Regions from separate parts of the Mus musculus genome. Here all the other regions are linked to region 2. The links are chromatin loops, found by intact Hi-C in ENCODE. Cell type or tissue: heart. All regions are shown on one strand.

What was found. Peaks named below come from ENCODE experiments on the same cell type or tissue, not always from the same donor. Only the 100,000 strongest peaks of a DNase experiment are listed, where the experiment ranks them.
Region 1: it touches region 2 in a loop (3.0-fold over the local background); 26 of 42 quality-filtered maps call a loop at or near these places.
Region 3: it touches region 2 in a loop (3-fold over the local background); 8 of 42 quality-filtered maps call a loop at or near these places.

The regions. Positions count from the first base shown.
Region 1 is chr13:22,017,691-22,025,690 of GRCm38, reverse strand. It overlaps n-TRacg1 (a tRNA gene), which reads left to right and starts at 4,475; the gene lies at 4,475-4,547. It overlaps n-TScga1 (a tRNA gene), which reads left to right and starts at 3,191; the gene lies at 3,191-3,272. In heart, no CTCF peak of the experiment used is centred here; DNase peaks (open chromatin) are centred at 3,260, 4,500 and 5,020; H3K4me3 peaks cover 3,402 bases; H3K27ac peaks cover 1,890 bases.
Region 2 is chr13:23,429,360-23,437,359 of GRCm38, reverse strand. C230035I16Rik (RIKEN cDNA C230035I16 gene) reads left to right here and starts at 6,343. Exons shown (of 4, transcript NR_015492.1): 1 at 6,343-6,650; 2 at 7,008-7,131. It overlaps n-TAagc13 (a tRNA gene), which reads right to left and starts at 5,948; the gene lies at 5,876-5,948. It overlaps n-TYgta7 (a tRNA gene), which reads left to right and starts at 4,283; the gene lies at 4,283-4,370. Gm40833 (a long non-coding RNA gene) reads left to right here and starts at 2,688. Exons shown (of 3, transcript XR_873170.2): 1 at 2,688-2,939; 2 at 3,672-3,729; 3 at 3,830-4,064. It also overlaps n-TKctt11 and n-TPagg3. In heart, CTCF peaks have their summits at 4,663 and 6,362; DNase peaks (open chromatin) are centred at 4,299, 4,629, 5,829 and 6,379; H3K4me3 peaks cover 7,637 bases; H3K27ac peaks cover 5,046 bases.
Region 3 is chr13:23,734,937-23,742,936 of GRCm38, reverse strand. H1f2 (H1.2 linker histone, cluster member) reads right to left here and starts at 4,130. Exons shown (of 1, transcript NM_015786.3): 1 at 3,406-4,130. The coding sequence starts at 4,088. The coding sequence ends at 3,450. In heart, CTCF peaks have their summits at 3,161 and 4,073; DNase peaks (open chromatin) are centred at 3,166 and 4,126; H3K4me3 peaks cover 2,997 bases; H3K27ac peaks cover 4,716 bases.

The DNA.
Region 1 (8,000 bases), 1.4 Mb after region 2:
TCCTTCCTTCCTTCCTTCCTTCCTTCCTTTCTCCCTTCCTTTCCTTCTTTCCATCTTTATTTCTTCCTTCCTTCCTTCCTTCCTTCCTTCCTTCCTTCCTTTCATACTTGTTTTGGTAATAGTATTACACTTGTGTACCCCTATCCAAGACCATATCAATCTTGGTGGAATTTTTTTTGTTCTTGTTTTTAGGGTTTTTGTCTGATTGGTTGGTTTTTGGTTTTTCAAGACATTTCTCTGTATATCCCTGACTGTCCCAGACCTCACACTGTAGATCATACAGGCCTTGAAATCATATATCCGCCTGCCTCTGCCTCCCAAGTGCTGAGAGGTGTGCACCATCACTGCCCAACTTAAATCTTGCTTTATAAATACTAATAACATTTCTCTTGTCTATCTGTTCTCTCTTTTACAAGCCCAAGTCATGAGTCTTCTAGTGGAGAGTGGACAAAGATATTTCTTCTCCCCCACAGGCTTGGGGATAATAGGTAAAATGGGGAACTTTGGTAGATGAGAGATGCTGGTCTGGCTTGGGGTATTGATGAAGTTTAGGACTTTTATCTGTAATAAAGTAAGATTGGGGGTGGGAACCATGACCTTTGTGCACCACATTTTCTCAAATGATTCTCTGGTTCCAGCTTTTGACTCCTAGTGAGATCCGGAAGCAGCTGGCTGGTGCTGTCCATTGAGGCTCTTCTGATAGGCCTCAGGATGTGTCACTGACCATTGAAGGTAAAGGCAAAGTGTGATCTTTGAAGACGTGTGATACATACCAGAAGAACTGTGTCATTTTAGTCATCATACATACATACATACATATATACATATATACAGACAGACAGACACACAGACATACATATATACATACACACACATGTATACATACATACACAGGGCCTTACATTGTCTTGGCTGGTCTTGTGCCAATTCTCTTCCCCTTCCCTCAGCCTCATAGCTACTGAGATTTAAGCCACCATGCCAGGCTAAATGTGTCAATGTGTGCTAGTGGAAATCTGACAAGTCTGAAAGAGAACGGACTTTAAGGGTGTGGGATCAATGGAGAAGGGTTATGAACATTGCATCGGCTCAAACTCAGCTGATTGAGTGCTACAGCTCAAAGGGAATGGAAATTGTTCTAAGAGTCCTGCTTGTGCCTGAGCCACAGTTAGAGCAATTCAACATAATGAAATGAAATATCTCTGTAGAGCAAAATACTTAGAGGCTGAGGAGTTTAAAGGGCTAGAATGAGATTTATATCAGACCGAGGACCTTCTTGAGACTGGTGAGCTTCACCAGAGGACCCTTCATCATTGTTGTGAGCAACATGCATACAGCTCTGGTGCCCTCATGTGCTCTACAGGGGCTCTCTCTGTCTTACAAGATATCACAGTGAACCCTGCAACCACTGAGACAAGTAGAAGTCAGAGTGATAGGACCAAATGTGGGCACTAGATTACCAAAGACACATTGGCTCTTCTTAGGCTGATTGCATCTTCCTGGAGAGTCATTCCTTTGAAGCCCACATTCATTCCAGTGTGATGGCATTGAGAGATGGGAGTTTTAGATGGTAATTAAAGTTAAATAATGTCTGAAAGTGAGGCTGTAATCCAGTGCAGCATGTGTCCTTAGGAAACCAAGCAAAGGACATAAGGGACCTCCCTCCATGTATGCACTGAGGAAAGATCTCACAAGAACATAGGAAGAATGCAGGAAGAAACCTGACCCCGACAACACTTTGGTTTTGGACTTCTAGCCTCCAGAACTCTGGAAAAATGTGTGCTGCTGTTCAAGCCTTCTAGTTTGTGGCATCCTGCTAGACATGGCAAGCTGATTATACTGCAATAGCCGAACAGCTCCTCCCAGCAAGAATTCACCCCCAAGAACACAGGGCTTAATAAAGGAGAAACTCTTTAATGATGATAGCATGCAACAGATCTTAATTAATGCTCAAAGGGGCACTGGCCTCAAGTAGAAATTTGTCACAGTTTACACAGGGTGTATTTTACCATTTTAATTTCACAAAATCTTCAAAGCCATTGAAGGAACCATCTTGGCTCAACTGTTCCTTAATTATGTATTCTTGAGATTTCTTTTTTCCAGACAGTTTCTCTGCATATACCACTGGCTGTCCTAGAACTCTCTATGTAGACCAGGTTGTCCTCAGACTCAGAGATCTGCTTACCATGTTCTCCCAAGTGCCAGGATTAAAGATGTGTGCCATTATGCCCAGCTCTTGGAGTGATTTTTATAAATATATATGTCTGATCTCCCATGTATTTACTCCTATGGTAGTACTCAAAACACTTTGATCTCACTTTGATTTTATATTAAAGGCAGATGTGCACAAACACATCTCATATTCTCATTTTCTCTTTTCTTTTTTGAGCCAGGGTCTCATGAAGCCCATGTTGGCCTCTAACTTACTATGTAATGGAGGATTTCCTAAAATTTATGCTCTTCCTGCCTCCACCTCCCCAGTGCTAGAATTACAGGTGTATAACTACAGCCAACTCTTAAATGTGCATATTTAGATGTATGTGTGTGTTTCCAAAATTGTACCAGCTTATATTATTCTAAATTGTTTAACACTAATGAGAGAATTATTTTTTAAAAACTCGTATTTGCTGATGTGTTTTTCCAATCCTGCATATTCAGAAGAGAATGAGCTTGACTCACATGTACAAACATATCCTGCACATTTGTAGAAATACTGCCTCAAAAGGTGCATAAATTTTGAGTATGGATAGAACTTGCCAAATTCACTGAGAGCAGTGCTTCTCGAGTTGTGTGGAGAAAACAATCTTAAGATTGTAAATGAACATACAACTAACTCAGATTCTAGCCCCCGCCACATCTATGAATAAAAACTCGGTAATCTATAAAAACCGGAAGTGGGAAAGAAAGACTAAAACCAGAGATTCTGGTATGCTGGAATATTGTTCTCCCTTTAAAAAGCCTACAGGGATAGAGTGAACTTGAGTAAGACTTGGGGAAGAGATCTGGTTAGGGTTTGATGAAGTGATTGCCTTTTGTGTATTGCTGAAAGGAAACTTCCTAATAGATGGGAGTCTCTGGCGTTGATGGTATTATAGTGTCTAGTGCCTTCAGAGTATGTATTTTGCCTTCAAAGAATCTTTTTTAATTATTTGTTTAATATATAAATGACATAATACAAGCCAAGCTCTGGTTAGCTGTGATGGCCGAGTGGTTAAGGCGTTGGACTCGAAATCCAATGGGTTCTTCCCGCGCAGGTTCAAATCCTGCTCACAGCGTAAGAAAGCTTCAGACACAGCTTTCTGTGGAAGTGTGGTCAAACTTAAGAAAAATTAGGTGTGTTTTATTCCTGTGCTCACTTCTTTTTTTTTTTTTTTAAACTTTCTGTGATTACATCAGAAATGCCACCGGTCGTCTTTAATCCCAGCACTTGAAAGGCAGAAGCAGGAGGACTGCCTAGTCTACGAAGCGAGTTTCCAGACAGCCGGGCCAACACAGAGAAACTCTCGAAAAACAAAATAAAACAAAAACGAAAGGAAAGAAAAAGAGGAGAGAAGAAGGCGGGGAGGGAAAGGGAGAGGAGGGGTTGGGTAAGGAAGGGGAGAAGAGGGGAGGGAAAGCGAGCAGAGGAAGGGCAAATGGTTACTTTAAATAGTTACAGTTCCGTAGTATTTAAAAGAAGAAACAAAAAATCCAAAACCAAAGGGGGGGAAAAAGCTGTTGGGAACAAAAACGGAGTAGAATTCCAGAGTTCATCTGATATGCCAGGCAGGTGGAAATGAGTTAAAGGGAGGATACACTGAGCAGTTTGGACGCTACACAGTAGCACTGCGCGGCATTCAGCATACAGGCTGACCCCGAGGTGCACCAGAAAACCTTTGTCTCTTCTTACTTTTTTAAGTGTTTTCGCTCACATTGTACACTTAAGTAGTATTCAGTCGAACTTCTTTTATATTTTAAAGACAGCTCTCTAGGTAAATCCGGAATGCTGGGATCTAAAGGCTTGCCACCACTTCTGACTCAGCTTAATTTTCAACTGCACTCTGGGCTTTCAAATTGCTGCACGAATTGAGATCGTAAAACGTAAAATACTTAACTTTGTGATGCACACCTGTAATTCCAGAACTCCAGGAGGCTGAGGCAGAAGAACTGCCAGTCAGGGCTACAGAACGATACTATTTGTAAACATAAAAATTTAAAGAAAGAGGTGGGGAAAGAAGGAAGAAGAGGAAAGAGTGGATTTTTGTTTTACTCTATTATTCTGTCAACGGGCTGGCAGTAGGGGTTGTTTCATGTCAGAGGAACCAACTGCGTGTGTTAGTAATGGAAATTGCAAGGTGAAAAGACGAGTTTCTGTAACACAAGTGGTTTAAATTGTTCAAATCAAACATTTGTTGAATTTACTTAGCTTGAAACTAGGGCTATAATTAATTTAAGGTTACAGCTAATAATAACTAGAGTAGAACTTCATCCCTGTGGCGGGCCAGTGGCGCAATGGATAACGCGTCTGACTACGGATCAGAAGATTCTAGGTTCGACTCCTGGCTGGCTCGACCATGTCTCTTTTTAATACAAAGGAGAAACTTTCTTGTATTCAGATCCGTAAGAAAAACATATTAAGTCTTGAAAATCTGACTCTTACTATATCTTTGTCTTGTATGTCAGTGAACAGCATACAAACAGAAAAGGACTATCTATAGACATCACCCAATAGGGTATGTGGAAAACACTGTGTTGAGGAAAAGAAGTCAGTACTGCATGTTGTAATTAAAATGAATTGTCCAGACCACCAAACCTAGAGTTAGGATGTATCACCGGTTGCCAGGTGATGGAGAAAGATAATTTTGAAGTCAGGAAACAACGACGGCGTTGTAACACATGTACACGAAAAACCAGTAAATTGAACAGTTTAAAAGGCTGAACTTTTTTGAAAATCAGAGTATCAGAGGAAAAAACTAAAAATTGATCAATATTTTATTGGCTCATCCGCAACCACCCGTCCCCGCCCGGAGCCGGGCTCCACAGTTGGCTATACTTCTGTCTCTGAGCACTTCCGGGAGTGGTGAGAGTAGGGACAGAGACTGACTCGAGAAAGCGGGCTGAGAAACTTACATATTTGAAACCGATACTAAACAAAAATCCAGATAAAATTTAGAGTTAGAGAGTAGAGGAAGGCCGGGAAGTGCAGCTTTGGGACAGTGTTTGAGCAGGTGGACCTACATTCTTAAGTTTTCCAGGACGCGAGGTTTGAGACATGGAGAAGGGAAGGGGTCGTCAAGGCGAAACCCGGAAGGAACACAGATTAAATTAAATTAAAAGTAAATTGAGATCCTCACCCTATTCTCTATATCTTACTCAGATCGGATAGTTTGAGTTTCAAGCCGTGCTGGAATTAAAAGAATGACGTTACACCGCGCCCAGACTGCGTCTACTCCAAGCTCAATTGAGATAGACGGCGTGAAAAGAGAGCACCTTGGATTTCCTCGTCTTTCTCGTGGAGAACCATCACTAACCCACAGATTCCACCACGAGAGTAGTTTATGCGTAGCGTCGTTAAACGTAGCTATTCCGTCCTCCTCAAGGCACTTGGGCTATTTCGGGGTGTCTCGCTCATCACCTCCCCCTCCATGTCCGTTTTCTTCGGGCTAAGGTGCCTGCAAATCCAACAAAATGACCTGGCCGACTGACCTTGAAACTGCGATAATTTTCGTTATCCACTGCACGTACACACAGCGCTGTGTTGAAACCTGGAGTGCCCCCTAACTTAAGGAGTGCAGATTATTGAGTGATGCATAATTAATTTCTTGAACCATATATGAGCTGAGGTATCCTCGTACCTAATATACTCTGAAATCCAAAGAAAGGCATCCGGGCAGAAATGGAACCTGAGCTCATGAACATGTGATTTCGCCCACACTTGGAAAATAAAGATGAGCTCCCCCGGAAAGAGGACAGGACAGCTAGCTTCCCAGGGAGATACAACTCTGTATTTTACAATTATAATGACGTGCTGACTCTAAGTGAAGGGCTCTCTAACAGGCCCAAGCATGGCAAACGGTGGTGCTAGTAGGTTTTGCCTTTTCCCTCTCCCTCCCTCTCCCTTGCTAAACCATTAGATTACATTCCTAAAGCTAGCCCCCAACGTCTATTCCTTTATTTGGCTACTGATCTATTCCTGAGACTAAATACCAAGGTCCAGCAATCAAAATTCATTATTTGGCTTAACACTGGCTAACATGTCCAATCAGGACATCATCCTAGCACACGCTCCCCTTTTTCTACTTAAAACCACTCTGGCAGAAATACCTGCTAGTATCTTAACCTGTTTCAGGGGCAGCTGCTTCCCACCCCATTGTAATAAAGTTCCTTTGTGTTGAGAATTTGATGTCTGGGTGTGTTCTGTGCCAATTCCAAGCTTTCCTCCCACCTCGAACATGAGCGCAAGCACATGCACACACACACACAGTGTGGAGCAGAGAGAAATTATAAAGTTCATAGTATCACCTACTCATGGAAATTTTCACATTCTTGCTGAAAACAGAAAAAAAAGAAGAAAAACCTTTCTAACATAGATTAACTGACTCTCAAATAACTTGATGAATTGGGCCCTCTAGAAGAGGTGTTTACAAAGCATGTATCTGATGACCGAGATGCACTGGAGGATATATAAAGAACTCTCAAAGGTCAGTGACAGGAATGCCATCCATGCAGGGCACCATGATGCCAGGCTGTAATTCCAGCATTCGAGAATCAGGGGACGAAGATCTGGAGTTCACCATCATCCCAGGACTTGCCTGAAAAAGTAAAAATAAAAATGAGCAAATATTTTAGCACACACAAAAGTATGCATACAAGAGCTAAATAAACAGAAGAGAAGATGCTTAGCTCTTTAGAAATACAAACTAAAGTCACTGAAATGCCTGGATGTTTAGCTTAAAATAGCAACAGGCAGTAAAGATGTGGACGATTGAACATAAACACTCACTTGCTGCTGGTATGTGGCTTTCAGAAACAACTAAGCCTGCAATGCAAAGGTGATAACAGGACATTCAGAACACACCCCACTGTGGAGAAGGACAGGCGCATATCCTTAAAACCACAGTAGCCAAAGAGTGACAAACTACAGCCACCAGGCCCAAAGACAGTATCATTACACACAGAGATGCTCCAATTACACTTCTTCACCTCTCAAACAGTAATCAGACCAAGAATATTTGGTCCTCCCCTCTTGTGCTCCCTTTTTTTAGAATAATCTTTGATCATTGGACTGTCTCCTACTCATTTAAGTAAGTTGAAAATCCCATTATTTGTTGACTGATGTTTTCCTAAACTTTCTGGCTAAACCCTCCTGTGAAGAATGATCTGACAGCCTGCTCTGAGGCTGTCCTACTTCTGGCCTACCTGCAGGATCCCGGAGAAGCTTAATCCCAGTGGAGAGCTGAGTTTCTTTCCTCCTTGATTCCAGAAGAGGAAGGACAGGCCGGGTTTCACTTCCTTTCACTTCTCTCAACACTGAAGATGGTTCCCACAGCGTCTTCTCCTGGAGTAAACTGTCAGCAGAATCCAAGTTTCTCTAGATGTAAAGTAGACTTAGCCTCCCCATCCTAATAGCCTAAAAGTTCCAAAAGTGCCTGCTTGTTCAAGAGGTAAAATGAAACATTCAAAAATTCTAAGTTTGCATAATAAGGAATGCTTGTCCCTTAGGAGAGAAGAGGATTGCATGTTTTAGCAAGAGGAGTAAAGCTTGAACGCACAAACGTGTATCTTTTTGAGTTTTAAGTCCTCTAAGCCAGGCAGCAGTAGAAATACTGTATTCTGTGACACTGTTCTAGATTATAAATGTAAGCTGAGTGGTTATGAAGTTGCATCTATGAAATCTGGAGTTAGGTTTAAGAGCATATGCAAAGGAAACAAAGCCTTATGGTGCTGCTTAAAAAGTAAGAAAGAAAAGCCTCATATTGGATTAAAACAATCAGACCTCTGTATATTAATGAAATCCCAGCCTG
Region 2 (8,000 bases):
TCAGAAATTGGGCCTTTTGGGTTGCGGTTCCAGGCACCGACGAAGTAAATCTGAGAAGAAATTTTGTTTTCTGTATTTTTAATAAACGGCACGTTTGTTTCTCTAACAAGGGTGGGTCAAGAGATGTTTATATGGTCCTTAAGAGAGTCAAGTAATGTGGCTTAAAGGACTGAAAGACCAAACAAACCCGAGATTAGAAACAATATAAATTATATTTACTAAACATTTATCAAATAGCTATTAAAAAAGAATTGGTTAAATGATTAAGAAAACGAAGAAACAAAGTTTACATCTGGCTCGTTGGTCTAGGGGTATGATTCTCGCTTAGGGTGCGAGAGGTCCCGGGTTCAAATCCCGGACGAGCCCAAGTTTTTATCGTGTTTCCTGTCACCGAATTTTCGAAGGTTCAAAATTAATGATTGACAACTTTTTTCTTTCCTTTTCTTTTCTTTTCTTTTCTTTTCTTTTCTTTTCTTTTCTTTTCTTTTCCCTTTTCTTTTCCCTTTTCTTTTCTTTTCCCTTTTCTTTTCCCTTTTCTCTTTCTTTCTTTCTTTCTTTCTTTCTTTCTTTCTTTCTTTCTTTCTTTCTTCCTTCCTTCCTTCCTTCCTTCCTTCCTTCCTTCCTTCCTTCCTTTCTTCCTTTCTTTCGCAGCTAAGTGTTCTTTCTATGCATTTGGTTTCAATTTGCAACTTGAACCAGTCGTTTTCAGATTTGACTTTCATTTTTCCCTCCAGTCTCTCTAGACCAGAGAGCTTTGCGCCAAGAGGGTACTAAATTCTGCAAAAGATGTACAGATATATGATGCAACATAGGTGCTCGCTGTAATGCCGTAATTAAAATTGATTTTTTAAAAAGTTACGTAAGCTCTAAAATCATTTTTGATAGTGATTAATTTAATAATATAAAATTGAACTGTTACCAAAAAAAAAAAAAAAAAAGTTAATTTGCGCCCAACGTGGGGCTCGAACCCACGACCCTGAGATTAAGAGTCTCATGCTCTACCGACTGAGCTAGCCGGGCACATGTGCAACTCTTTTCTCCACTACAATAGGAGAATAAGTATTACCCACCCCCAAGTTTGTCATAAGGCATGATTTTAGATTTTGTTTAGTTGTTCATATTAGTTTTCTAGGTAAGAAAAGATGGTACTCTAATAATAAAAGTTTAGCTGGGAATTATTACCCTGTGCTCTACATTTTCCTGCTTCTATTCTCATCCACTGATGTCCCTATTTCTTTCCCTTTTCCCCTCTCTTCATTTCTCTTTCTGTTTTCGGCTCTCTTTCTTCTTCGTCCTCCCTTCTTTTACCTCCCCTCTCCTTTCCTTTTCTCCTCTTCCTCTCTCTCTTCTTGATAAACTACAAAATGTTTCCTGGTTCACTTACGGCTTTTCCAGAGCTCCTGACAAGTGATGTTGCCATCACTTATCATCCAGGGCTCTCCCTTCCTGTGACCCACTGAGGCTTTCTGCTGCTGTTCCCACAACCTGTCAGTTCTCCCGGCTGTCTTGCTCGTTGTGTTAAGAGCGGAACTGAAGGGACAATAATAGCGCAGACAACCGCTTTGAGGAGGCTTCTGTTGACAGATGTTGATTCACTGCAGAGCAGAGGTAACCCATCGGATCGGCGTGTCCGTCAGGATTGCCTGGTAGATTTTAATTCTCATTAAGATGAGATGTCGACTTCATAAACTTGTGGCAAGAAATATAACTGTGGGGTCTAGTTGCATTTTTCAATTGTTTTCAAAATTGGAAAGACCAACTTCATGCCCAAAGTATATAATCAAAACAAAGGGGATTAGAAGGCGACAGTTGCATCATTTTGAAAACCTGAGAGCCCTCAGCACCTTATTATTATCTGCCAGGAGGCAATGGAGATCGCATTTAAAAATCTCTCCCCCGCCCCCCAAGTGTACTCATCCTCCCTGCCCTCTCCCATCCACACCTTCCTCTTTCCTTTACCTAAGAAACCGGATGTTACTGTCTCTCCATTTTATATGTCCTGTCATTCCAAATTCCAGCTAATCCCCAGAACAAAAACAATTCATATGCTACTTGTTCAAAACTGGCATATGAATTCCTCAAGTCTGGAAAACAAATTCATATAATGTAAAATATCAGGATGGACTTCCTAGATTTGGTGATGTTGAAACTGGGAACCAAACATCAACAGTGGGTTTAAACTAAGTTTAAGGCTTTTAAGTTTAACCTAACCTAAGGCTTTCAACTAAGCCGTTTAACACGGACACCATTACATACTTAGCAAATGTTACTGAATTGACTTTAAAAAAATCTTACGTGAGCTTTCCTAGGAACAGGTCATCTGTAGGCAGTTTGCACACTTTTTGGTGAGAGATTGTTATGACCTAAATAAATAAATAAATAAATAAATAAATATCAGAAAGCAGTTATCTGAGAGTCTGCCGACAGGATTATATAGGCATAAGAATACTTCTGAATTTATCAAGGTTCTGGGTGAAGGACCCAGTCGAGACAATCAATGATCAATTTAGCCTGTTCAGGCACAGCTTTTGATCTATCTGTGCAAGTAAGTGTATATTTTAGAAAGCCTTGGCTCTTTAAGAGACACAAAAAGGATACAGAGGCTCAGGGACTTAGTTGCAGTTTGCAGGACGGACTGGGCCTTACATGAAGGAAACAGGAAATCCTTTGCTCAAGTTACCTGAGCAGGCAGCAGAGAGGACACGGAAAGGAACAGCAGCATGTAATGAAGGTCCTCAGCCACCTCGGACCACAGTTCAAGAGAGCCTCCTTGCGGGATGTAATTGGGTTGGGTGCGACCTCTTGGAAAGTCTTCCGGATTGAGGAGCACAAACTACAAAGTTACACAAAACAGAAAATGGATTTCCACTCAAGTCGCTCCACAGGAGTCTCATGGAGGACAGGGCTGTTGATCAGGGGCCTGCATTCATCTACAAGTGGTAACAGTGGGGTCACCCTTCAATTTATGCTTTGGTGAATAATGCGAAGCCGAGGAGGAGGAAGAAGAGGGGGGGGAGGAGGAGTATTCTTTCAAGAATGTATTTATTATTTTTGCAAGTTCTCCTTTTAGATTAACAATCATGGAATTGAGCCTGTGAAAGTACATTTGAACAAAATGGACAATATTAAATACATCTGTAATAAGCTAAAATAAGATAACCCATTCAGTCAGCTGGGGTTGGGAAAGAGAATGTTATATTCAATTTACTCCGATATTTCTTGAAGACATGAAGAGGTTAGTCCTCAACTAAGTGATTAATAGTCTGCTTTTTATTCTTGCTCAGGGAAACAAACAGAACAACAAAATCCCACAAACACTGAACAATAGCAGAGAACTCTTTCATTGTACTACAGGGGAGTGGACACTGCTAGTCCACTGGTGGGGGATTGTTTGCCTATGTGTGTGACTCCAATGTACAGCAACACAACGATCTTTAGTAGGCTCTGAAGAATAATAAGACAGATTTCTGATGTCCGATGTGTCTGTCGTGAGTAAGGAAGAGTAAGAGTCATTTGGAGTTCCTCATGAACTCAGGGAAGCCGAAAGGAATTCTAATACCATCAAATTAATTTGCATTTGAATCCTACTTGAACCCAGCATGGAGACTGATAATTTAAAACTATATTAATTTCATCTTGACAGTCTTTTTTTTTTTTTTTTTTTAATTAAGAGCTAATGTGGTCTCCTTGTTAATCGACAAAGACCAATGTCAGTTAAAGGACGTTTTGGTATGTTTCTCCTCCCATAGTCTTATTTTTATTCATCTTTATCTTATTCTATCCTTTCTCACCTTTGCTTGTTTGTTTGTTTGTTTGTTTGTTTACACAGGCTTTTACTTTGGCTGGCCCTAAACTCACTATGTGGAACAGGCTGTGGCTGGAGTTCACTAAGATCTCACTGCTCCCGACTCCCTGGCTTTGGGATTAAAAGTGTATTCAACCACATCCGGACCAACCATAGAATTTTGCTGCAACTACAGACTAACATGTCTCAAATCTTGCTGACAAACAGGGGCAAACGAGCTGTTTAAATTCGCAATAAAAGTTGGTCCTCTCAAAGCCCTTAATAATTTTGCTTCTGTTTCCTTGGTTTTCAAACTTCCGTTTTCTTCAGGGGCCAAGTCACAGAAATTTGGCTCTGAAGAGATACTGAAATAAAATAAGAGAATGAATAAATGCAAACTAAAAAGTAAGAGGCAGCTGTTACTTGCACAATGATTGATACAACTCTAACCATCACGCAGAGATGGCATCCCAAGTAGGGAAGCAAGTACACGTGGATCCTTCGATAGCTCAGTTGGTAGAGCGGAGGACTGTAGGTCATTGTTCTAGAAATCCTTAGGTCGCTGGTTCGAATCCGGCTCGAAGGAACCCTTGTTTTTTTTAGCGTCTGGGAGCTCGTTTCCGAAAGAATTGAGCGGGACTTTTCGTATTTGACTGACCTCAATACTACTCTCGATGTGCAAAGTAGTGACTGTAGATTTTATAATTTGTTCTCTGTAATAGTTTTTAATACTTCCAAGCAGGCTTTGACGTCATAGATCACATAACCCCACCCCTGGAGATCCTTGTGCCCTGGAATAAAGGGGCCGGCGACGACCTGTAGACACGAGGTTTGGGGCCGGGTGTGCTCCTGAACCCGCCCAGTGGCCGAGAGTGAATACAGGTCCTGTGGTTAATCGGTGGGGCACGCGCGCCCTCCAGTAGTCAGAGCGTTCTCAGCAGCTGGACCTCAGGCTCAAGTTTCTCAGTAGGCATCTTCCTATCACCTCACGGCAGGAGGAAAATCCTGTTCCTTCAAGCTTTTGGTTTAACTATGTTACGATGGTTTTGTTTCAAGAGTCTGGGGGGAAATTGGTGTAAATCAGAATGACCTGGAGACATTTTACAACCTAGGGGATGCGAATTTAAAAAGTTATACAGGCGATTTTAATGTGCTGCAAGGGCTTTAAAACGCTGCTAGAGCGTTTCTCTTAAAAAACAAACAAAACAAAACAAAACAAAACAAAACAAATGGCATTGCTGGAAACGGAATGGCAGTTTTAGGGGAGAAATGCAAGAGGAGATTTAGTTCAAAGAAAATACAGAGAAACCCTGTCTCGAAAAATAAAAAAAGAAAAGAAAAAAAAAGAAAGAAAATCTCACCTATCAGTAGCGCATATTTGCTAATTTTGTGCTAATCCTTTTAAACTGCGTTACTCCTGCTCTCAAAATCAGTTACCTGTAGAATCGTGTCAATGAGAGATTAATATTAAGTAAGACAAAGTAATTGACAAAGATTTCAGTTCAACATATCGAAAGTTGTACAAGGGTTTTTGTGCTTGCAATTTCTTGTACCTTCCATCCCATGTGTCAGAACTTTTCTCTAAGCAAATAATTTTCAGAAAGATAGAAAATAGTTCAATTTTTTTCTTTAAAGATAACGTTTGGGCCTCGGATATAAAATATATTAGATAGTCCTGGACTAGGCGTTTCTGCAAGGCACAGTAAGTTCCAACCCACAAGAGCTGGTCCTACATTTCTTTCCATATCTTGGGCTGTATTCCGGGATATTCCAGTGCCGGTAACTGAACTGAAACAAAAAAAGCAAACGACCTAGATCCAAACACCGCTATATACGCTTCCCTGTCTCAACAAAGGGAACGCGTTTGCGCGTTAACAAAGGGAAAGCTGTGAGAACTTGATAGGAAAACAGGAAATACCAACTCCAGAGCTCCAAGCCATTTCCTGGAGAACAGTGTGTGGTAGGAACTAGGCCCTTCCGGGTTGCTGAGAGAACTTCTGAAATTTAACTATAGAGGTTAGAAGTAACGGATTTGGTTGTTCTTGTTCTAGCAGGGTATGATGGGAAAAGAAACAGGCATAAATGCAAAACTGGAGAATGCGGGCATCGATCCCGCTACCTCTCGCATGCTAAGCGAGCGCTCTACCATTTGAGCTAATTCCCCTTCTGATGGTAAGTGGCTGCTACCTTACTCCCTTTTGATAACTGGATGTAATTCAATGCTCGCTGTTATTTTCAGCTCATCAAACAGAAATTGTGGGAGTGGGAGTGGGGTGGGGGTGGGGGTGGGGTGGAGGGGGTGTTAGTGTGTTTGTTGATATGATTTTTTTTATGTCTAATAAAATCCGAACAAGATGATAAAAACTGAAGTGGAGAAAGTAAAATGGAGTATTTAAGAAAGAGTTTCCTGAGTTAGGGTTGGTGTTTTATAATCCCAGAACTGCAGGGAAGGGGAAGAAAGAAGTCCTAAGGCAGGAGAATTGCCCCCTCTTTGAGGCCATCTTGTTTTACATAGCAAAAAGTGAGATTGTGGCTTGGTTGTCACGGAACAGTCCCGGGGTTACTTGCGCCCTCTATAAATGAAAGACGGTACCGCCAGTTCTGGGAATCGCACAGGGGTGCGTACAAATGGACCAGGACGCGGAGAGCACGGAAACAACGGTGCTGGGACCTTGTGCACAGAATCCAGATGCCAGATGGGAATTAAACATTCGGCCGAGAAAAGCAATCTAGTTCCCTGGGCTCGACTTTGACTCACTCCTTGGTCTGCACCAATCCTCACATCCCTCAGGTCCTCTAACTTTTACGACAGTATCCAGAAATCGATTCTTTGGTCTCTACGGCTCCAGAAGGCTCGCTCATCAAGGTCAGTCCTTTGTCTGGCTGTTTTCTTCCTTTTTTCTTTTTCTTTTTCTTTTTCTTTTTTTCTTTTTCTTTTCCTTTTTTTCCTTTCTCTTTCTTTCTCTTTCCTTTCTTCTCTTCCTTCCTTTCTTTTTTTCTTCTTTTTTTAAAATCACTGCCGGAGGCCACATGGCCAAAAGTGAAAGGGTCTGTCCTGGTTAATTTCTCTTCCCTGCAGGCACTGTTTCGAGGAGTTTCAAAATTAATTTTTCCAAAGAAAATATCGAGAAACTGGTAATTTTGTTGAGGTAGAGCCATGGCCCGAAATTCACTGTGTAGTTGAAGATGACCCCGGAGTCATGATCCTTCTGCTTTCTTTCAGAAACGTTCCATTACCTTCGATTAGAAGTGGATACATATATGATTTTGGCCTAAAAAAAAATTTGCAAAAAGGGAGAATGCAAACTTGTCCTTTTCCTTTTGGATTTACGGAGTGCCAGTATCAGGTGTGGTTCCAGGTTCCCGTTCCAGGTTCCAGATAAGGCTGTGGTGAGGTCTCGAGCAGACAAGCACAAGTCCAATTGCCTCTTCTTTTGAAAGTTCGTCAAAAAGACTTCTGCTTGTGGGCTTAATGTTTATTTCTTTAAAACTCAATAAAATCGGAGCAAGATAATTAGAACTAAAAGAGAGAAAGTGAAACATTTAAGTCAGTGATTCTAGAGCCAGCTGTGGGGTGGTGTATCTCAGCAGCGGGGGTGGGTGGTGGGGGTGAGTTGGAGGCCTGCCTGGATAGCTTCATGAATACCAGCTAGTCAGAGCTAGAAAACAAGTCCTGTAAATATGAAGAAATAAATGAATAAACAAATAGGGAAAGGAAATAAAAGAAAAAGAAACACACATCCCGAAATTTGACCCCATGTCTCTGAACTGTGCAAAAAGCCCATACGAGGTCTTTCCAGGGACTTTAGACCACCCGCAACACTAGCTTTTCTCTTTTGCTTATTTATTACAGTCAGGGTTGACAAAAAGAGAATGGTTTTCTGTGGGAAGAAACTCCCTCCACATAAGAGATTTTAAATTTCACATGCTGAAATTGTATAACGAAACCCACTGTTATTCCTCTTATAGTCAGACTTGAGCTGACACTCACCACTGTCTAGATTCTTCCTTCTTATCAGACAGAATCTGCCCAATCTGACCTCTATTTATCCTTCAAATGACTGAGAAGTGTAGGCATGGAACAGGATCAAAAGACTAGCCCATTTCCAAGGCTCAGATCCATCTGCTGTGTGACTACACTCGCTGTAAGAGGTTTCCAGCAGGAACAAATTTTTGGGTTCCAGTAATACTGGACTGGTTGTTAACTTCCCAAATG
Region 3 (8,000 bases), 310 kb before region 2:
CCTTAGTTTCCCCTCTAGTACCAAAATGAAGGAAAAGTATTAAAAATAAATCTAAAAGGTATATTTATGCAACATTTCCTATATTCAGATTTATATAAATATCCAAATCCAATAAATTGAAACCCAAAGAAGCACTGAATGAAAACTAGAAAATCAATTCTCTTTTCTTGGAATGATTCTTTACATGTCTAACTCTTGGAGTGCTGAAAGCCAATCAATGTGTAGAACTGGAAAATATCTGAAGGTGCACTGTAGTGGATAGTTTGAATACTATCATTAATCTGAGCTTTGTTATTATTATCATTTTATTGTTGTGATGGTTATGGTTAATTATTTACTGGTGATGTAACTCAAGGCATCTCCCACGACAGACAAGCAGTCTACCCCTGAGCTACATACCCACATTCTCAGTCTTACTTTAAAAACTGTGGTTTTATTTGAAGTAACATGTTTGTTGGCTGGGTGGTTGATTATTTTGGTTTTTGTTGTTGTTGTATGTGTTTGTTGTTTTTGTTTTCTTTTGACAGTCTCTCTACATAGCATTGGCTGCCTTGGAACTTATTACATACACAAGGCTGAACTTGAACTCTCAGAGATACCCTCCTGTCCTGCAGAGTGCTAGGATTAAAGGCCACCACACTCAACAGGTTTTCTTTTGGTTTTTGTTTTTTCTGACAAGACTTTGCTCTGTCTACAACCCAGGATCCTCCTACTTGACCTTCCTAAGAGTCAGCTTTACAAACCTGCCACCACACCCTGAGCTATATTTAGCATCACAATTAGATCTCCCAGTAGCTACTAAGTGATTCAATTCTGGTCAGTGAGGTATTTCCAGAAACTAGAGTTCATTTCACCAGGACCCAGGAGGAAATGAGAAACTCAGAAGAGGGGAGGGGGGATAAGAATATGAAATTCTGCCCATCTTTTATCCAGGCCCTTCCCTGCAATTTTGCTCAGTTCTATTCTTACTTTTCTTGTAAGACTTTCTGGTGGCTTAGAAGACAAACTCCAGTCATCTAACATCAGGTGACCACTGTTCCACCTTTTAATTTTTAATTATTTTTCATTTAGGGTCTCAACTACGTAGCCCTACCTAGTTTAGAACTAATTAGACCAGCCTCACCAAGAGTTCTCAGAGATTCCAATAATCAGACACACTGTCTTCGTTATTTCATTATATGACTTATTAACAATACACATTTTCAAATACTCTCATCATAAACAAAGATGTAGAGGAAAGGTCTGAGGTCATTCTAAAGTTGTATTGATCTATATTGTTTCCACAGTCATGGGTAGCTAGTAGAACATTAGAAATAACATACATTCTGGACTGAGATGTATGTTATTTAAAATGGATTTTAAATAGATTTAAAATGGATTTTCCCTATGAATACTGCTTTTCGATTTTAAAGTTACATATGTGCATGGATCTGTTCTCACCTTATGTATCAATGAACAGACCTGGTCTAAAATTCTTAATTCATTTGTGCAGCGATGGCTTCAATAACTAAGTGGTTTTAATGTCCACTTTCTTTGTTCCTACAGAAATAAAATTTCATAAATTATTATTGCGAACAACATAAAGATGCTTCTAGGGTTAAAAATATTGGAACATATTTGGAGAAAATTCAAAGATCTATAGATAGATAACATGTTTGTTTTTACATAAGAAAACTGCTAGTTCCACAAATGTGCTTTAACACAATCTCAATAAAAATACCAAGAAGCTTTTCTCTGAGTGTTGGGATACTAACAATATCTTCAAATACATTGTCAGGGACACATTTCAGTGGTAGAATAACTGCTAGCACGTTCAGTCCCCTTAACAACGAATATAGACGGAAAGACTTGAAAGATTTTGAGAAGAGGCCTAGAGGTGGCGAGGGTTTAATGTCAACCTAGTCTTCCAAGACAGCCATAACTATTCAGAGAAACCCTATCTCAGAGATGGGGTTGGGAGAGGGCGGGGGTGAGGTGGGGTGGGGTGGAGTGGGGTGGGGTGGGGGTGGTCTGACAGCAACAAAAATAACAAAAAGGTTGTGAGAATTAGTTATTTCCTATTATAAGTTTACCAAACAATATTTGAATCATTGCTACGTACCAAGTATCCTCCACATTGACGATAGCACCGAGAAGAGTTTGTCTAATTCTACCTTAGAAACTACAAAAAAAGACGCAGAAAGTTGAGATTCAGGTTATTCGAGGAATTTAACCTATGACAAACATGAAATAAAAGCTGGGAAGAATCGAGAGAGTCGGTCCCGAGGGCATGGAATTGGGAAGATGGGTCTATTTATCATGCTCTGTACTAAAACAGCTGTTCGCTCATTTAAAGTGAGGGCTCAAAACACTGGGAGAAAACGGATTTTTACTTTCTGATCTGGCTTTCCCACGTTAAACACTTAGGTCACTGAAATCAACACTGGATCCACTGAACAAATTTCTGGTTTAGGTCTCCAAAAAGCACGTTTCACATCTCACTATAGGGTACACCAGAAATATGATCCAGGCTGCAACAAATCAGCAATCTGAATCTCTCAAAGACTGTGGGTATGAAAGAGTCCAACAGTGAATGAAAACTAAACGCTTTTTATTAGAAGCATACACTTTCAACAGATAGCCAATTTAACATTTTGGATTGTACAAAGCATTACCAAGAAACCTCAGTATTCATACAAGGTCAATCTTCAGTGACGACACACACGTATAAAGCAAGCGCTTCGGGAAGCTGAGGCAAAACAAAGTTAATCTACAACTATGCTGATCAAAATAAGGCAAAGCAAGTGTAATTGGTAATGGTAAAAAACTTGAAAAAAAAATGGCTGACAAAAGGTTGTGACGCAGTTCAACCCACAACTCCATCGCTGTGGCAAACAAACCGAAAGTACGAGAAGCAATCGTCTCAGTCCCGAGTCCAACTTAACTGTGCAGGCTAGTCGTTCCGGCAGCTACCCCATGTCTTTAATATTAAGGAAGGCAGTTCGTTGGCGCCAGCACCCCACCTTCTCCCAAACTTCCAGGCTAACCCCCACAAGAGGCTGAGCATAGAAGCCACCTACAAGCCCCGGATGCGTTTCTCCAGGCAGGAAGCTCAAACTTCGGGATGGCGCCCAATCAAACGAAGAACTAGAGTCCTGGGCCGGAGTGAGCCAACCCACAAGCAGGGCGGAACTTTCAAATCACCTTGCAGTCCAATACGAACTAGCGCCGAGGGTTGCTTTCTGCTGCTGACAGCCGTGGGAGGGTGTTCCAGCCCATAGCACTTCCTGAGCAGCCCAGCACAAACAAGTCTAGGTGGGACACGCAACCCCACCCATCCCACCGGGGGAGCGAGTGCTGCCGGGATCGAGTCCCTTGCAACCTTGCTTCATTAATCACACAAATGTCACAGCTCTTAAGTGGGAGTGGTGGCTCTGAAAAGAGCCTTTTGGATTGTTAGGGGAGGCAGCCTACTTTTTCTTGGCTGCAACCTTCTTGGCCTTGGCAACCTTGGGCTTGGCAGCCTTTGGCTTTACGGCTTTAGACGCGCTCTTGACCTTCTTGGGCTTGGTGACCTTCGCCTTCTTTGGGCTCTTGGCCACTTTCTTGGTCACAGCCGCCGCCGCGGGCTTCTTCGCCTTCTTCGGGGTCTTCTTGGCCGCCTTTTTGGGTGTGGCAGCACCAGTCGCCTTCTTAGGCTTCTTGGCTGCTCCCGCGGGCTTCTTCGCCTTGGCCGCGCCTGCCTTCTTAGCCTGGGGTTTGGCCTCGCCAGAAGCCGCCTTCTTGTTGAGTTTGAAGGAGCCGGAGGCACCGGTGCCCTTGGTTTGCACCAGGATGCCCTTGCTCACCAGGCTCTTCAGGCCGAGCTTGATGCGGCTGTTGTTCTTCTCCACATCGTACCCCGCGGCCGCCAGCGCCTTCTTGAGCGCAGCCAGGGACACGCCGCTGCGCTCCTTGGAGGCGGCCACAGCCTTGGTGATGAGCTCGGACACCGGGGGTCCGGACGCCTTACGGCGCACCCCGGCGGGCTTCTTGGCGGCCTTCTTTTTGGCAGGCGCCTTCTCCGCAGGGGGCGCGGCAGCGGGGGCAGCAGGAGCAGCCTCAGACATGATGAGTCTCTGGAAGTCAGGAACTAGTGGCAGTACGCCGATAGAGTAGCGCGGGCCCGGCGCTGTATATATAGAGCGCAGGCGCGCGCTGATTGGTGCTCCAGCGGCCTGCCTGGCAAGCTCTGAGCAGCCGCGCTGCGCCCAACTTGTGTTTGTTACACTTCACAAAAAGGAGAAAATATTAAAATATCTTGCACCAAATCTCTCGAGTTTGGTCGGTAAAGGATCCGAGAAGTCTCAGGCTTCAGGATATATGTTTATTTTTTCCTCATCCCTAAAGACAACGCGCCTAGGAGTCCCTAATTCCCCCAACTCCAAAGGAAGTCCGGGGTAGATAGAGACCACTTTCTGTTTTTCTTCTAAATTACCTGGTCGCTCCTTTGCCCTTGAAAGTTCTTTTTCTCAGGGATTATAGAGCACATCCTTCCCTTAATTTAGGGACAAAAATGAAACGATTTCCGCCTAAATTTTCACAATTATTCTGTTTCTTCGCAAGGGAAGTAACACAAGTCCTTAGTGACTTCTGATTACAGACCCACCACAACTATGGACTAGGACTGGGATTTCCAGTATAAAACACTTGGGGTAAATTGAGAGGGGGTTCATAGGCCTTGGGGGTGTATAATGTGGTGGGGGGGGTTAGGACTTAAATATCTGATTTAAAGACACTGACTTTAAAATGCTTTACATTGGTGGGGGCGGGGCACCCCATTGACTTCTATAAAGGGAGACCTTGGGCTATATTTTTAAAGCTCCTGGTTCCCCTCTGAGTTTTGCAAGGTAGGGGTCTAGCTCTGAAGAATAAAGATAATAAGAAGGGAAAGGAACCCTAAAAGTCTATATGAGCCCTCCTCTCCCCCAAATGCCAAATTAGAGTCTTTGAAAGATCTGTTTTTAAAGTGATGAGGATTTAGTTGCTTATTTGGCAGCAATACAGATATAAGTTTCAGTGCACGGGAATTCTAATCTAGAAAATAGTTTGTCTTAGTACAGGAGGACCTTCTAGACTTGGAGACTATGAGATGCAGATGTCAGTAAACTTACTGGCTTTCCAAAGGTTACCTTTGGCATAGATTTGAACAAGCTAAATATTTGAAATAGAAAATGTAACCAATTTTACCAATAAGATAAGAGACAAGATAAGTACAAATTATCATGTCATCTATAGTGGACAGCTGTATGTCATCTCTTCTCAGTTCCTCGGAATATGGCAATCTGCATTCTAGTCAACTTTGCTTTGTTAGCTTAAGGTTTTCAGCTTCATATTTCAATAACTACAACATGGTTTTGTTGTTAGAGAAAATACAAGATAAACTCTCTGCTAGTATAATTAATACATGGGGCAAAGGAAGTTCCCCTAATTTTATCAGAAATCTCTGTTTAAGTATATGTCTACATAAAAACATGTGATGAGTTTGTCAGCACTAAAGCGTGGTAAAGTCCCAAGGTTATACAAATTGAGTTCAGGGATGTTTGTGAAACAAAGCATATTTTATAAGACTGAGAATGGCCGCGTGGTTTCACGTAATAACCTTAGTTTAGCACTTGCAAGCAGCATCTCCTAGGCTTGTGTCCTCTGGGAATTAACAGCCTAATGGGATTAGGGATGGACTAATTGCTAGCAATAGAACCACTTTAAGAGTTGCCTTCCTGTGTGGACTTTGAAATGGGAATTGCAAGGCATTATTGAAAGTACACAACTCAAGCACCTTCGTCATACCAATATGCTTCAATGAAAGAAATGAGAACATGTCACCTTGCTCTGATTACGTGGGAAATGAACGAATGTCCTCCTCATCTGATAGTTGTCCATCTCCCCCAGGAAAATAGCTGTGTGTGATCTAGCTCTCCAGTTTGCTCACTTTCCTGTCACTGTAAATTGTCAAATTATTTGTAAAATCCTAGATTTGTTCATTTGATTGTTGTAATTTTTTAACTTATAGCCTTTCAAGCCGAATCAATCAAATCATAGCTCTTTAATGCAATTAACTAATAAAGCTTGCCTGGTGTAGATGCAAATTCATTGCTTCCAATAGAAAAGATAACCCTGAAAGTTATGTTTGTATTGTACAATAATAAATTATATCTCTAATTTTTGAGGATTCATTCAGCTCTCATTCTTTCTCTGAGTAAATGCACAGTTTATTTTCCTGTATTCTTCACTGAACTAAAAAGTCATCCAGCTTGCTTACTCACTAATGACTTCCATCATTCTTTGACATATACATGAGCTTACTACATATAATATTTATATATGAGTCATATTTTTTAATAGTTCGAAAAATTACATGCTGAAGCTTATTAGTCAGACTGTCCTAAGGGCATCCAATCAGAACCTTCAGATGTCACCCTCTAAAATGGAAACTATAAAATGTGGAACTTGAAAGCAACCTGAGACTTAATGATGGAGTCTGAAATTTTAAAGTAAGTTGAATAAGATCATGGGCAAGAAAACTTCTATTCATATGTGCTCCAAGCAAAAGGTTAGATTGGAGATATGACCTTTAGACTCAGTATCACTGGATAGCTACCAATGAAATGAGGACACTGATGAAACATGATGATGTCATGTGATCTCGTACATTTGTTTGTTTGATGAAGATTGCATGAGGGTTTTGTCATGCCATGTCTTCAGGCTGTGTGGCCCTGGTGGGCAGAATTAAATATGTAGAGAATGTGCAGAAGAGCTAGAGGCAGAAAAGTTTAACAACAAGAAACACTCACAGGAGGGTGAGAGTATTTAGGACAAGTTTAAGGGATGGGCTTCCACCTTTTCTTCTCCATTTCCTCCCTCTCACATGCCAGAGAGGGGTTAGCTGGAGAAGCTTTTTGAGGTTGTTAGTATAGATTCCAACTTGAAGCGATTGAAACCTGTGCTTTTCTAACTCACCAAGGGATGATGGTAAAAGCCACAACCGCGTTATTTCCAATTCCTTCCTCATAATGATAAACGATAACTGGTCCATTGTGAGACACACAATGTTGGCAGCACAAGTAAAAACTATATAAGTGATGTCAGGAGGTTTAGAGCCTTCTTAGTCTGTTGTCTCACCTCAGTCTCACAAATAATTTCTACAAATAACCTTGAGCAGTGCTTCTCTTATTTTCTCAGTCTCTCCAGACAGACGGCCACCAATTACAAGATCAAACCTTTGCTACAATGTTTTCCCTGTTGATACCTGAGTACATGAAAGGTCAAGATCTCTTGCACCTTTCTGCCCCAGTGCACCCTCAAATGCAATGGGGAAACCAACATACACCATAACAGTAAAGCATAGAGGAGGGACATAATGAAAATAGAAAATTGCAAAAAAGAGACACAGTACAAAATGGTCCCCAGACACTTTGGAATTGCCAACAGAGTCCTGGGATACACCTCCCCCGACACCCCCCCCCCCCAACTTATTTCCAAAAGACTTTAAAATGTTTTCAAAACTTTAAGCTCGCCTTCCAAATATACAAAATTGACAATGATGACAATATACACTTTTTATACCTTCTCAGTCTAAGCTTATAATGAAGGCACAAAAGGAAACGTAAGTTAGATAGTTACCTTGATGAGAGCCCAGGAATCATCTCACACATGGTTGTTTTGTGGGAAATATACAGCTAAATGTGCTAAGAAAGTATTTTGTCATCCCTAAGCACACGCTTGCTGTGGACACCCTGCACCAGACAGCCTCCTAGCACTTATTTAAGCACAGAACACCTGCAGTGAACATAAACAACAACCATCCAAGGAGAGAATTTCCTCTCAAGGCCAGGTGCCTGCTAGGACAGACACAAACAAGCATTACAGGGAAAGTACAACTCACAGGAAAACAAAAATCTGAAAGACAACGAACGGTAAGAGGCTAGTGTATGGGCTAAACCTTTTCCTTAAGTAATTAGTGATGCAGCAGTGAAATTGTA